Linked DNA regions of Homo sapiens: region 1 is linked to region 2. The links are chromatin contacts, found by Hi-C or POLR2A ChIA-PET in ENCODE. All regions are on one chromosome and are shown on one strand. The core of a region is the stretch at or near the end of the contact, and the rest is flanking DNA. Distances in the headings are between cores, read along the strand shown.

The links. A loop is a pair of places that touch in the nucleus more often than their neighbours do. ChIA-PET counts read pairs that join two places held with the same protein, here RNA polymerase II (POLR2A). Pooled maps may share reads with other maps.
Region 1: a loop to region 2 is called in a map with no recorded cell type, with 2.3 times the contacts of the local background. The contact joins two enhancer-like sites. A Hi-C loop is called at or near these places in 1 of 168 maps with a recorded cell type or tissue (GM12878), 7 of 37 single-sample maps with no recorded cell type and 3 of 50 pooled maps. POLR2A ChIA-PET finds 5 or more read pairs at or near these places in 1 of 52 experiments (OCI-LY7).

What each region holds. Positions count from the first base shown.
Region 1 is chr10:48,898,437-48,905,394 of GRCh38, forward strand. It overlaps WDFY4 (WDFY family member 4), which reads left to right. Exons shown (of 62, transcript NM_001394531.1): 46 at 1,785-1,870; 47 at 3,365-3,427. Among named protein-coding and RNA genes, the nearest start is that of LRRC18, 38 kb to the right of the region's middle. Within about 2 kb of position 2,080, at least 3 of the 41 ENCODE cell types and tissues checked have a DNase peak (open chromatin) inside an H3K27ac peak, as active enhancers do.
Region 2 is chr10:48,663,600-48,669,717 of GRCh38, forward strand. No RefSeq gene overlaps it. Among named protein-coding and RNA genes, the nearest start is that of WDFY4, 18 kb to the right of the region's middle. RefSeq lists a silencer at 4,601-4,650 and an enhancer at 4,851-4,970. Within about 2 kb of position 4,537, at least 5 of the 41 ENCODE cell types and tissues checked have a DNase peak (open chromatin) inside an H3K27ac peak, as active enhancers do.

The sequences.
Region 1 (6,958 bases), core at 830-3,329, 230 kb after region 2:
CCCTCTCTACAGGATCACTTAGTTCCAAAGGCCAGCAAGAGAGCAGTGCTTGGCCTAGATGAACTAGACATTTTTCATTTGTAAATCTATTTTCTGTACGTAGGTCATTGATTCATCCAGTGACCCCTCCTGCAAGAGGGCTCACTATCATTCTCTGAAACTGAAGCTCAGGGTGGCCTTTAAGGTGGGGGAATTCCTGAAAGGCCCCAGCTGCCCTCCTGTCAAGGGTTTGCCAGCAGCTCCACTCTAGCCCTCTAATGAGCACTCTTCCTCCCTCTGCTGCTTTTGCCTGCAACACAGTTAGTTCTCATTTTGCCTGAGCTTCCTGAGGGCCTTTGCAGGGTGAAGGAGCAGGAAGAGCAGAGTGGAAGTAGCAGCCCTGCCCTGATGGTTCTGGGCAGTGCTGCTGGTTCTGGGCCAATCTCCACCTCAGCTCTGCCACATTAGCTCCTGTGGGCACCTCTCTGGTTTCCTTGCCCTTCAGTGAGCGGGAGGCCGTGTCCTGCCTTTCCACTATTATACATACAGCACTGAGTACAATTTTAGGCACAAAATAGGTACTCAAAATTATTTTTTATGATTATATGTCTACCTCACATGTTATATAGAGTAGCAGATAGGTATCAGTCAGTGGGGTTTTTTCCCCAAGTACATGGTGATTGTTTCCAGAGGGTTGGTTCACCTGAAGTGGTGGAAGCCAAAGGGAGAGCTTTTTGAGCAAGGCCACCATTTGTCCATCCCTGGATTCTCCCAGGAGAAAGGCAGAGCTTGGCACTCAAGGTATCCAGGGCAAGCTGTACCCTCCACAAATTCTGCATTCACTTCCTGTTTTGCACATTATTTATATTTCTATTTGTAGAAAAAAATCCAAGAGTCTCCTGTTCACTAGCAGAGGAGAGAAGGTATGCAACATCCTTGCAGATACCTTCTCTCTGCTCAGGAGAGTTAATGAACTGGACTTTGAGAACTCACTTCCAGCCAGGTAGATGCAGGACAGGACTCTGCTATTGGGTGCAGTACCCACCTCTGAGTCTGAATCTTACCCCACCCCATCCTTCCCTCCATGTACAGGTCTCTTCTCTCCCTAACTCTCCCTTCAGCCCTGGGAATTCTCTCTCCTTGGCCTCATCTCATCCCTGAGGCTTATCTTATAGGTAACTCACTCTATCTCTTATTCCAAGTTTATTATTTACATAGCTTGGAATAGAAGGGAGTTAGAGAGGAAACAAGGGTGGGAGAAAAAAAAAGAAAAGATAGTTATGTGAATTTAATTTAGGCATTAAGGAAATACCCCTGACAAAAACTTTACTATGCCAGTGGGGCCACATCAAAATGGCCTCGGCAGGGGACCCTGTGCTGCTTAAGTCTGTAGATCAACCCATGATGCTGCCCAGCTGCACGCACTGAACTAGATTCCCTAGTTCAGTTTCTGGTAAGTTGACCCCCTGGCTCACCCATGCCATAACTCAGAAGTGAAAAAGTCTGAGGATGGCATGGGTGCTTTCTCTCGTGTCTGCTTCACGCTTGCCCTGGGAGTGGACCTTTCGCTTCCTGCTTCAACAGAACTCCAAGCTGTGGTCAGGCCCCCTGCCCTCCCACACATTCTGCAGAAGCACCCCATCCCTGTCACCAAGGTCTTCCTACCATGGGAACTCAAAAGGACGACCCAGGAAGGGTCTTCTGACACGGAGACCCGCAATGACCCATTTCCAGCAGCTGTGTCACCCTGGGGCGTCTCTAGTCCACAAAATATCAGGAGCATTAAAAGGGGCTTCTCTTCACAGGACATCGCCCTGGAGATCTTCTTCCACAATGGATATTCCAAGTTTCTTGTCTTCTACAACAATGATCGGAGTAAGGCCTTTAAAAGGTAAGAGCTTGAAAATCCTCCTTCTGAGGAAACTGATCCTGAACTGAGAGCAGAGGGGCAGAGAACACTCAGCTCTGTGCTCAGGAAAAGTGTTCTCAACCCACAGTGAACGCCACTCAGGCTGGGCCCAGGGAGGCACTGCTGGCCTGCAGAACTGCCAAGTCATGAAATGATGTACAGGAACAGGCAGAGAAGGCCCTTCCTTCAGTCCTAGGAAGCAGGCTCCATTTTCCTGAACTGAAGTGGCATAGAACAGGAAGTGAGAAAAAAATTACGCAGCTACCACAGAGTTAAGGAACTGGCTGTTTAATGGGCCTTCCAGAATGTTCTGGCTTTATTTTCTAATTTTCCAAGTAATTTTTTTGGCTTAATCTTTCTTTCTGATCCCAGTTGCCAATTTTAGTTGCTCCAATTTCATATTTCATTGGAAGGAATTCCAAACAACTGATTTCCCACATGTGCACTGAACATGTTTTTCTCCAGATGGATCAGTTTAAGAAATCTAAGCCAGTGTGTAAGTTCTTAATACCATGGTTATTTGTTTTTATTACCATTAAAGTTATAGATCAGTAGATTGGTTTGTAGTGAATCTAGAAAGAACAGAAAGGAAGGTCAGTTCCTCATCATTATAGACCACAGAGAGGCTGATTAACAGAGGGAGTGGTTATGTGCTGCTCCACATGGGCTGGAAGTTCTGAGGTGAGATTTGATATCCCCTGGCCAAGGAGCCCATTTTGTGCTCAGAAATTCAAGCCCTGCCTTCTAGTGGCCCTGTGGAACTGGCACCCAGGGCCCACTACTGCATCCAAGAGGCAGGGCCAGGGTGGAGAAAAACAACTGTAGAGAGGCTTTTGTGCTAGTTCTAGGCGCACTTCCTTGGACTCAGGTGAGCCTGCTCATGCGGTTCTTCCATGCTGCTGCTAGATTGCCCCCTAAAATTATATTCAAGGCCTAGTTTAGACCAAACCAAACAAGCAGACATACAACCCATTAAACTTGATTCATTTCCCCCTATGGTTTCTGTTCATTAAACAAAGTTTTTCACAGTTGATCTAGAAATCTTACACCTCCATAGCTCAGGATGTGAAGGTGGCCTAATGCAGACTCCACAACCACTACCCACTCGGCTCAAGGAGCCTGGCATTAAGATGGCATTTGTCCTCACAGCAACGCACTGGAATGTACAGCAGGATTGTTGACATTGGCAATGTTGTCAACTGCCTGGCCCAGAGGCGGTACCTCACACACACTGCCTAAGTAATTATTGTTTTATTGTTGTCATTGTTGGTATTAAGGCAATAGTGTGTAATGCCAGAGAGTGCTGAGGGTTGCCTCAGAGGTACACCCAGGCCTGGTGTTCACGACCTGGGGGCAGGATGGAGCGAGGGGGAGCAATAATGAGCCTAGCTTCCTGCCTGACTCCGGAAATGCCTCTGCAGCAGGAGAAAGGGTCTTGACTCTGCTGATGGAATTATCCCTTCCCTTTTCATGTAGCTTCTGCTCTTTCCAACCCAGCCTGAAGGGGAAAGCCACCTCGGAGGACACCCTCAGTCTAAGGTAATGGCGGGTAGCCATGCTGTCTGGGCATGGCACTGCCCTGGCTTTGATGTTCCTCCTCTGCCTCATCCCACTCTAAAGAAGTCTTGCAGAGAGCATGCCCAACAGTTTCCCTCATTTTTCTCTCTCCTATTCCTATACATCCTTCATCCTACTCCTGAAATTCCTTCTGCCAGTTAAACCTCTGTGAACAGACTTGAAGTCTCACATGCCCTGTGGCTTTTTCAGACCCAAGTGGCAGGAAGCCATCCTCTGCCTTTGGTGACTGGGCAGGTGGCACAGAGGTGTGGAGTCAGGCCCAGCCTTGGAGGTCAGGCCCTCCCATGGGGGTGTGTGAGCAATCCCATGCTGTCCCTCCTGTGATGAGGGTTTCTGAACGCTTAGAAGCTAAATTCATACAAGTTGGTGTGCGAATCAGACATTAATTTAGGAATCTGTGCTATGGGGCGTCTCTCCCAGTGAATGAATTGCTTGCAGTCCCCCCCGCCGCCGCCAGGTCCCCTTTCCAGCTACCCAGTTCTCTGGAAGGCCACTTAGGGATCAGTAGGTGTTTTTATTTCAGTCGGGGTGAGAATAGAAGAAGGTGGTAGCTGGTTTTCTACAGGAATGTGTGGGGACCAATCAAGAGGGTGTCCCCAGGAATGACATTCAAGATATTTATAATCAGTATAAAATGGGTCTCACTAATTCCTTCAAAATTATTTATTAATAGCTTGTGATACATGGTATTTGCTTGTTGATGGAGCAACAAGCAAATAGAAAAAAAAAATCCCCTGTCCTTATTGAGTTCACATTCTCACCAGGAGGACAGACATAAACCAATATAAATGAGTGAACTATAAAGCATATTAGATAATTATAAGTGTAAGTGTAAAAAACCAAGCAGATAGAGGTGGGCATTGAAATCTTAGATGAGGTGGCAAGCGAAGCCCTTATCAAGAAAACAATCTTTGAATTAATACTTGGCCGGGCGTGGTGGCTCACTCCTGTAATCTCAGCACTTGGGGAGACCAAGGTGGGCAGACCACCTGAGGTCAGGAGTTCAAGACCAGCCTGGCCAACATGGTGAAACCCTGTTTCTATAAAAATACAAAAACTTAGCCAAGCATGATGGCAGGTGCCTGTAATCCCAGCTACTTGGGAGGCTGAGGTGGGAGAATCGCTTGAACCCAGGAGGTGGAGGTTGCAGTGAGCTGAGATCGCGCCACTGCACTCCAGCCTGGGCGACAGAGCAAGACTCTGTCTAAAAAAAAAGGTGGAGAAACATGTTATGCAGTTAATTGAGTAAAGAGTGTGTCAGACCCAGGGAAGAGCAAGGCATGGCTGAGGCTTATCAAATTGGAGTGCAGGGAGTTAGTTGGGGTGGAGGTGAGGGAGGTCACAGGGGATAGTTGGTGCAAGATTCTCATGTCGGTTTTTATTCCAAATAGATGGGAAGCGTTGGAGGATTTTAAGCAGAGGGTTGATGTGAACTGACATATTAATAAGAATCACTCTGGCTGCTGTGCCAAGAATAGACTGGAGTGGGTCAAAGGCAGAAGCTGGAGACTAGTTAGGAAGCTATTGCTGGAGGCTGTTGCAGTAATCCAGGTGAGAGATGATGGTGGCTTGGATCAGGAACATGAAAGCAAAGATAATATGATGTGATCAGATTATGGACATGTTTAAAGGTACATTTGATGGGATCTGATGACAAATCAAGTGTGAGAAATGCATGTATGTGACAGAGGACTTAAGGATAAGACAGAGGATTTAGGCTTCAGCAATTGGAAAATTAAATGAGGATGATCAGAGAAAGAGTGGCTGTAGGGCCACTGTGGCTATCTGAAGCTCAGATTTAGACATGTGAATTTTGAGATGCCTATCATACATCTCAAAGACATCATGGAGCTATTGGGCATATGAATCTGGAGTTCAAGAGAGAGGTTCAAGTGAGACATAAATTTAGAATAGTGTTTAAAGTGATGAGAATGGGCAAGATTATCAAGAATGGATGCACATGGAAAAGAGATCAGAGGACTGTGCCCTGGGCACACCAAACTTACCCTCTGGTAAGGACATGGGCAGAGCCAGCTGAAGAGATGGGGAAGGAGTAGCCAGAAAGGTAGCAGAAACTGTAGGTGTGGAAGACATCCTGGAAGCCAGGTAGAGTGACTCAAGGTGGGAGTGGTCAAGTGTTGTTGGTAGGCCAAGTGGGATAAGAACTGAGAAATGACCATTGAGCTTTGTAACATGAGAGTCATTGATGACCTTCAATAGACTAATTGCAGTGGCTACCAGCAGAGGCTCCTATTGTGCCAGGCACTTACCCTTTATAGATTGTGGTGAAGTGCAAGGCATGCCAGGGTATGGTCCAGGGGACCCGGGCAGCAGTGGGTCGCTGGAGTTGGGGTGGCTGTTTACCAACTGTAATGGGCATAGTTTAATAGTTCAACAACAGGATAGTCCTAATTGTGCATATCTGCTGAATCTCAGCCCTGCTGATCTCATATTGTTTATGTTTCATATAAGCCTTTATGTTCATACTTGGATTTCTCAGCACTGTTTCAGTACAAGGTAAAAAGCTATTTCAAACTAATTGAAGCAAAAAAGAGGATTCATGATAGCATCTACCTGAAGGTCAAAAATGGTCTGGCTCCAGGCATGGCTGGACCGCTAGGCACAAGTAAGTCTGCAGGAAGTGGTGGCTCTCCCTCTCTCAGGGAGGATTTTACTTGGCCTGGCTCCATTTCTCATAGGCGTTCTCATCACAGGGGCACCGATGCCCCCAACAGCTCCAGACTGACAGTCAATCATGCAGGAATCCCACCACACACCGTACATGCTCTATCCCGGTAACTTTAGCAAAACTTCCCAAACTGTCATTTTCCCCAGTTAGGTTAATTACATGCCCATCCCAGAACCAATCAAGTGTTTTCATTGGCTGGATCGGAGGGATGTACCCGCCCAGCTTCTGGGGATAGGGTCAGTCCCACCCAACTACATAGACCAAATTGAGGGGAGTATGGTTCCCTGAGAAAATCAAGGTTCTGTTATCCACAAGGGGGTGAGCACTAAGGGTGTCAGCAAAAGCAGGTGGCCACACATGGTTCCACGCAGAGGGAAGTTCCAAGCCGCAGCACTCATGGGCTGCAGATGGTTTTCTCTCTCCCTGGAGCAATGCTGCATCAATCATGACACACATCACTTCACTGGGCTCCATTGTCTCTGCAGCTCACCCTTTGATGAACCTATTCTGTAATGTCACTCAGTGACAGCATAGCTGTCCCTATGACTGTGGGTAGCTCTCTGTCCATTATTTGTCTTTTGTCCTCAGAATCTTAGTGTTGCCTTGCCTGGAAACACTTACCTTCCTCCACATACCTTCTACTCCAAATATAGAGGGGCAGGTAGAGGAGGGGCAGAGGGAGGAATGCAGAAGAGGAGCTTACCCCCAGCTGTGCCCACTAAGTTAGAGGCCCCTCAGAAATGATTGCCAGGTTGGAGGAAGATGATGTTTTGTAGATGAGTCAAATGTCTGGAGATTACTCC
Region 2 (6,118 bases), core at 3,287-5,786:
ACTCAAAGAGCAGAAAAAAAAATACATGTCTGGCACTATTCAGAGATGAGATTTCTTATGGAGAACCTACTACATTTAGGTGATCTGAGAGGAAGCCTCTGGAAGTTTAGATTTTTTTCCTATTGCTTCCACGTTCAATTCCTCCTAGACATGGAAGCAATGTTCCTGCTGGCAATGGCACAACCCATAAACCTAAGCTGATCCTGCAAGCCAAATCCATAACATTTGGATCCAATCACATTTTCTTTTGAGGACATACATAGGGCAAGAGATGAGGTGCTGGACAATGCCAGTCCAGTGAGCAGGTGTGCAGGGTCAGGGCCATGGGTCATGCAGGGCAGCACTGGGCACACCTCTCGAGGAACAGAGGTGCCCATTCCATACATCCATGAATAGATGTGTGCTGTTTGGGTTCTCATGGGCCCTCAAAGTGTAGAGTCCAAGATAGGGCCCTCCTTGGTTTCCTGGACAGGTAGCATCTTAGTTCTTATGTGGGTATGAAGTCACTGCTGACTCCATGGCCATGTGTCACCAGGTTTACACCTTACCCTCCAGCAGGCTGAGCTGTCAGAGCATATGGAGGCTGCCTTGCTCACCTTGGTCTTTCCACTCAGGAATAGCACACAGATGCTGGGGCTCAGAAGCTTTTGGGGAAATGAGCTGCACAGGATTCTCTGTGGGTCCACTGGGAGCCCAGCTCTGTGGTCTCTCCCTGTGAAGTAGAGCACAACCTCGCTGCAGGGAGACTTCTGGGTTTGCTGCTCCTGGGCCAGGGATCTGCTACTGCAGTTATGCCTTGGACTCCGTGCCACTCTGAAATGCAAGGGCAAAGACTTCAACCAATGCTGCTTCCAGACCAGCTTATCCTAGTGTTACTTTTGGAAAATGCTTTCTTCTTGTTTTTTAAAAAATTTATCAAGCATTAGTTTCTTTAGAGATGGCCCTCCAAATCCCTTCCCTGTCAGTGTGCTCATGCCCTTCCTCCTGCCAAGAGGTGGAAATGATGCTACAGTAGTTCTGCATGTAGACCCTAAGAAGCCTGGAAGCTTCACTGTCTTTCTCTCTGGAAGCCAAGCTGTCATATTTTATAAGATTTGCACTGTCTAACGAATGATGAGAGGGCATGGAGGGAAAGAGAGTCTGCAAAGGAAGAGCACTGAGGCACCAGTCTTGTGAATAAAGCTTCCCTTGGATATTCGAGCTCCCAGCCCCCTAGTGAATGCAGCCAGGTGGCTCTCAGTCCATGCTGTGTGGAGCAGAAGAACCCCCCAGCCAAGCCCTGCCTGCTTCCTGTCCCACAGAATTGTGAGAAATAATAAGTAGTTGTTATTTCAAACCACCATATTTTGTTATGTAGCAGCAGATATCTGAAACACTCCTCAATAAAGCTTGGGAAAACTTGACTGTTAAATGTTTGATTGAGCACCTACTATTTCTTAGGTCTGTACTAGGGGCTATGGCTATGGAGATAAACAAGAAAAATTCCCTGACTCAAGAGCTCACTAATCAAAATGGCAAGGAGGAAATTATAACAGAGCAATTTGCAGAATGGATGAGCAATAGGAAAAGTGTAGGGGACTGTAGAGGACTAGGAGGGAGGGAGAATCCTATCCCACAAAGGCAGGATCAAGGACTGAAATCTCCCCCAGTGCCACCACCCAGCAACAACTACTGGGGGCAGTTTTTTTTTTTTTTTCAGTTGCAAGATTTAATAGAGTGAAATAGAGTGAAAACAGAGCTCCCATACAAAGGGAAGGGACCCAAAGGCGGTTGCCGTTGCTGGCTCGAATGCCTGGGTTTATATTGCAATCCTTGTCCCTCCCACTGTGCTCTCAGGCAATAGATGATTGGCTATTTCTTTACCTCCTGTTTTTGCCTAATTAGCATTTTAGTGAGCTCTCTGATTGGTTGGGTGTGAGCTAAGTTGCAAGCCCCGTGTTTAAAGGTGGATGCGGTCACCTTCCCAGCTAGGTTTAGGGATTCTTAATCGGCCTAGGAAATCCAGCTAGTCCTGTCTCTCAGTCCCCTCTCTCAACAGGAAAACCCAAGTGCTGTTGGTGAGGTTGGCTGATGACCACTCTAACTGCTTCCTGCTGAACTGGGGCATAGTAGGGGTTGTGCAGTTGAGATTTCCTCAGGAGGAGTGACTTCGATGTCATTAACACCAGAGCATGGGCTAGCAGGCCAGTCTAGGGGTCCGCGGGAGATCTTAGACATGGACTGCATCTGGGGTTCCATTTGAAGAACGATTTGTAGTTTTACAGTTTTAATTCTGGAAGACACAAACTTAACAAGGCGGTTAAAGATACAGGGATTGAAATGTATGGCCTGCAGTGCAGGGGATTACTTCTTTGGCACACTTCACAGGCCCTGACTATCTGCTTGATAGTTTTGAAAAGGCCTGGTTCAGTAAATAATAATTTGGCCATCTGATGGGTGCTATCGATGCCTAAGTGGAAGGTTTGGTGAAGGCTTTTAAGTAATTTTATTGGTTAGCTCCAGGCAAAAGTATTTTTCCTTCTTCAGTGGCTAGCCATCTGGAGGGGAGGAAAGTATGTCCTTGTGAGGTTCCTTATTCTATTTTTCCTGCTGAATACTGGGGCTTGGTTTCCCGGAGGGGATTACCCTGTACTAGGGGCCCTTCCATAAGCATTTCTAATGGAGGGTCCTGCCTTGCGGCTCTTTTGACTTTAAGATCCGCTTGGCGGTTCCTTTCTATTTCCCTTTCCTTTCCTTTCTGGTGACCCCAACAGTGTAAGACTGCCACCTCTTTAGGTTTCTGTATAGCCAATAGTAATCTCCTAATGGCTTCCTGATGTTCTATAGGTGTTCCCTCGGAAATTAGGAATTCCCTTTCTCTCCATATTGCTGCATGGGCATGGAGGACTAGGTAAGCAGACTTAGAGTCTGTATATATATTTACCCTTTTCCCTTCTCCTAATTCTAGTGCCCGAGTGAGGGTTATTAGTTCTGCCAGCTGAGCACTAGTTCCTGGAGTGAGGGGATTACTTTCAAGTATTCCTTTATTACTGACCACTGCAACCCCTGCTTTTCAAAGTCCTTTTTCTACAAAGGGACTTCCACCAGTATACAAGTTGAGGTTGGGATCAGTCAAGGGAACCTCTAAAAGGTCCCCTCAAGTGGCATAGGTTTGAGCGATTACTTGTTGACAGTTATGTTCTATCTTTTCTTCATTGTCTGGGACATATGTGGCTGGATTAAGAGTTGCACAAGTGCGCAGTTGCAGCACTGGCCCTTCAAGTAATAGAGCCTGATATTTAAGTAAATGGTTAGCTGACAGCCACAAGTCTCCTTTAGCAGTGAGTATGCTGTTCATTTCATGAGATTTCCACACAGTAAGATCTCTTCCCTGTATTATTTTAACTGCTTCAGATACTAAGACTGGGCAGTTTGTAGCATTTCTCTCCAGCGTTTTGTCAGTGGATTGATTTGCCATGGATGCAGTGACAAAGCTGGTTATAAATAATGTTGAAGACTCACTATGTGCTGGGTGCTGGGAGCCATTCCACTGCTTCCCTTGAAACCACTCAGAAAGAAGGCTACTGCTGTAGTACCCATTGGATAGATGAGGAAGCCGAGGCTTACAGAACTGAAGGTCAGGCAGCCAGTAAGGCACAGAGGCAGGACTCCCACCCAGGCACTTCAACCCCAGAGCCGGTGCCTGCAGCCAGACTGCTCACCTGCTTTCTAACTTAACATTATAAATTAAGCATATCCTTACGGTATTAAAAATGATGTCTGAAACAGCATATTACTCACTGTATACCATGTTACTTTAAAGTCTAAGATTGAACACTTCAGATTATTTCCAATATGCAGAGAGCACTTTTCCACATGAGGAGTTACTTTTGTGTTTATTTATGGGCCCATATTCTTCTATCATTTAAAAAATGGTTTGAAGGCCGGGTGTGGTGGCTCACTCATGTAATCCCAGCACTTTGGGAGACCGAGGCGGGCAGATGGCCAGGTCAGGAGATCAAGACCGTCCTGGCTAACACCGTGAAACCCCGTCTCTACTAAAAATACAAAAAATTAACCAGGCGGGGAGGTGGGTACCTGTAGTCCCAGCTACTTGGGAGGCTGAGGCAGGAGAATGGCATGAACCCTGGAGGCAGAGCTTGCAGTAAGCCGAGATCGCGCCCTGCACTCCAGCCTGGGCGACAGAGCAAGACTCCGCCTCAAAAAAAAAAAAAAAAAAAGGTTTGAAGCAAATGTATAAGAAGCCTTCTCAATGTTGGATCATTTTCTTAGGATAAATTCACAGAAGGGTAAATAACAAATATTTTAATTTTGGGGTTTTTCACAAGAAATTTCTGGAAGCAAAAGGCAATTGATCTTGGTGGGTGACAAAGTTACGCCCATCAATATTTACAGCAATTATCCCCACATTTCACAGTTTCTCCGGAAGCACAGAGAGGCACTTCTGCAGAGGACCCAGCCAGTTATAATGAAACTGCCCGTGAATTTCTTCTCAAAACTTGAAGTGAATCTGCGGCTAAGGTTTGAGAATTCAAATGTGCCCCCTGGGCTGGTCCTTCAGCAGACGAGGGCAAAAAGCAGAAGTGGCTTCACCTCCCTGCCCTTCCCCATACCTCAGAATTGGGCTAGCTTTTGGTAGGCCCTGCTGCGGGTGGGTGGCATGGGTCATTTGAGCCACACGTCTTCTTGGTATTTGGTGGTGGGGATGGGGACTCCTCCTTAAGAAGCAAATATTGCCACTGTTTTGCCTTCCCTGGGCCTGATGTCATCCCAAATGTCGCAACTGCTCATGAGGGCAGGCAGGGAGGGTCCTACAACCCCTATTTATAGATGCAGAGGCTCTGGAAATAACCTGCCCTACCAGCTGCTTCTCACCCTGCTTCTCTGGTGATGAGTCCTTCTTATGTTACCAATGAGTCTGAAAACCCCTGGGACCCTATTGGCCCCAGAGCCAGGGAGGAAGAAGCATTCCTCTTCATTTCCTCCTACTCTCTTATGTGAGGTAGTGGTAAGATCAGACAAACCTCTGATATAGTGGTGTGCTGGTAAATGCTTAACCCACCCCTAAAAAAAAGAATATAAATATATATATATATATACATATTTATGATTGTTATAAATTTTACTGCTATAAAGGATGTGTAATGAACACTTTACAAATAATAATAATAAAACAGGCAATACTCTATGTTGTAAATTCCTTATAGTTGATTGATTCTAACAGAATGCTTTCACTGATTTTTGCCAAACATTGGTATCCCTAGCCAATCTATGGTCTCAATTTAACCATTATTTGACAAATGGAGTTGCATTCCAATCCACAGCACTTTATCTAATACATTTATAGTCATGAAATCTGATGTGTAATCTGCTGCTAAGTGATGTCTCCTTCCCATACAAACTATATTGATTATCCTGCAGCCACTTTCAGATTCAGCACTAGCTTATATTGGAACTTCACTCATTTGTCAACGGGTGTGAGTGACTTTGTTTACTTGGATAATAGTTTTCAAATATGGGAAAAATATTATCTCAATCTTTGCACTATTCACAATGCAAGGGCTATAGACATAGCACAATTTAAGTTTAATCTACATTATTAACCTCCCTTTTCTGAAGTCTAACGAACAAAACAATAAACCAAGCCCTTGTTTGTAGGGTTTTCCAATTTCCATGGTGTAAATTCTCCCTCTGTGGACAATTGGAAGCTACCAACATGACATCCCTACATGCAGAGTTGGGAAGGAACATGCAGTAGCCACCAGGATAGAGGGTTTCCACCACTCAGAACTACAGGCGTGCCTCGCCTATTTAGGTAACAGCAAAATGTAATAGAGTGGTGCATTTTGAGTATTAATTACCTTTGTATAATAACATAAGTTATTAAATTATATGTTTATATAATTTAATTTTAGTTTTAATGGCACAGAAGTATCTTTCTTCTTTCTGGATCAACCACATAGAATTTCAATTCTACTGTGAATATTATCTTTGAAATCACAATATTGTCAATGCTATATATTTGCTTTCTAGTTTTTAGAGTTGACCTATAAACAAAGCAAGTAAGACACTTTTAGTTAGCTAATACAAATATTTTAAACCATGATGATATAAAAAT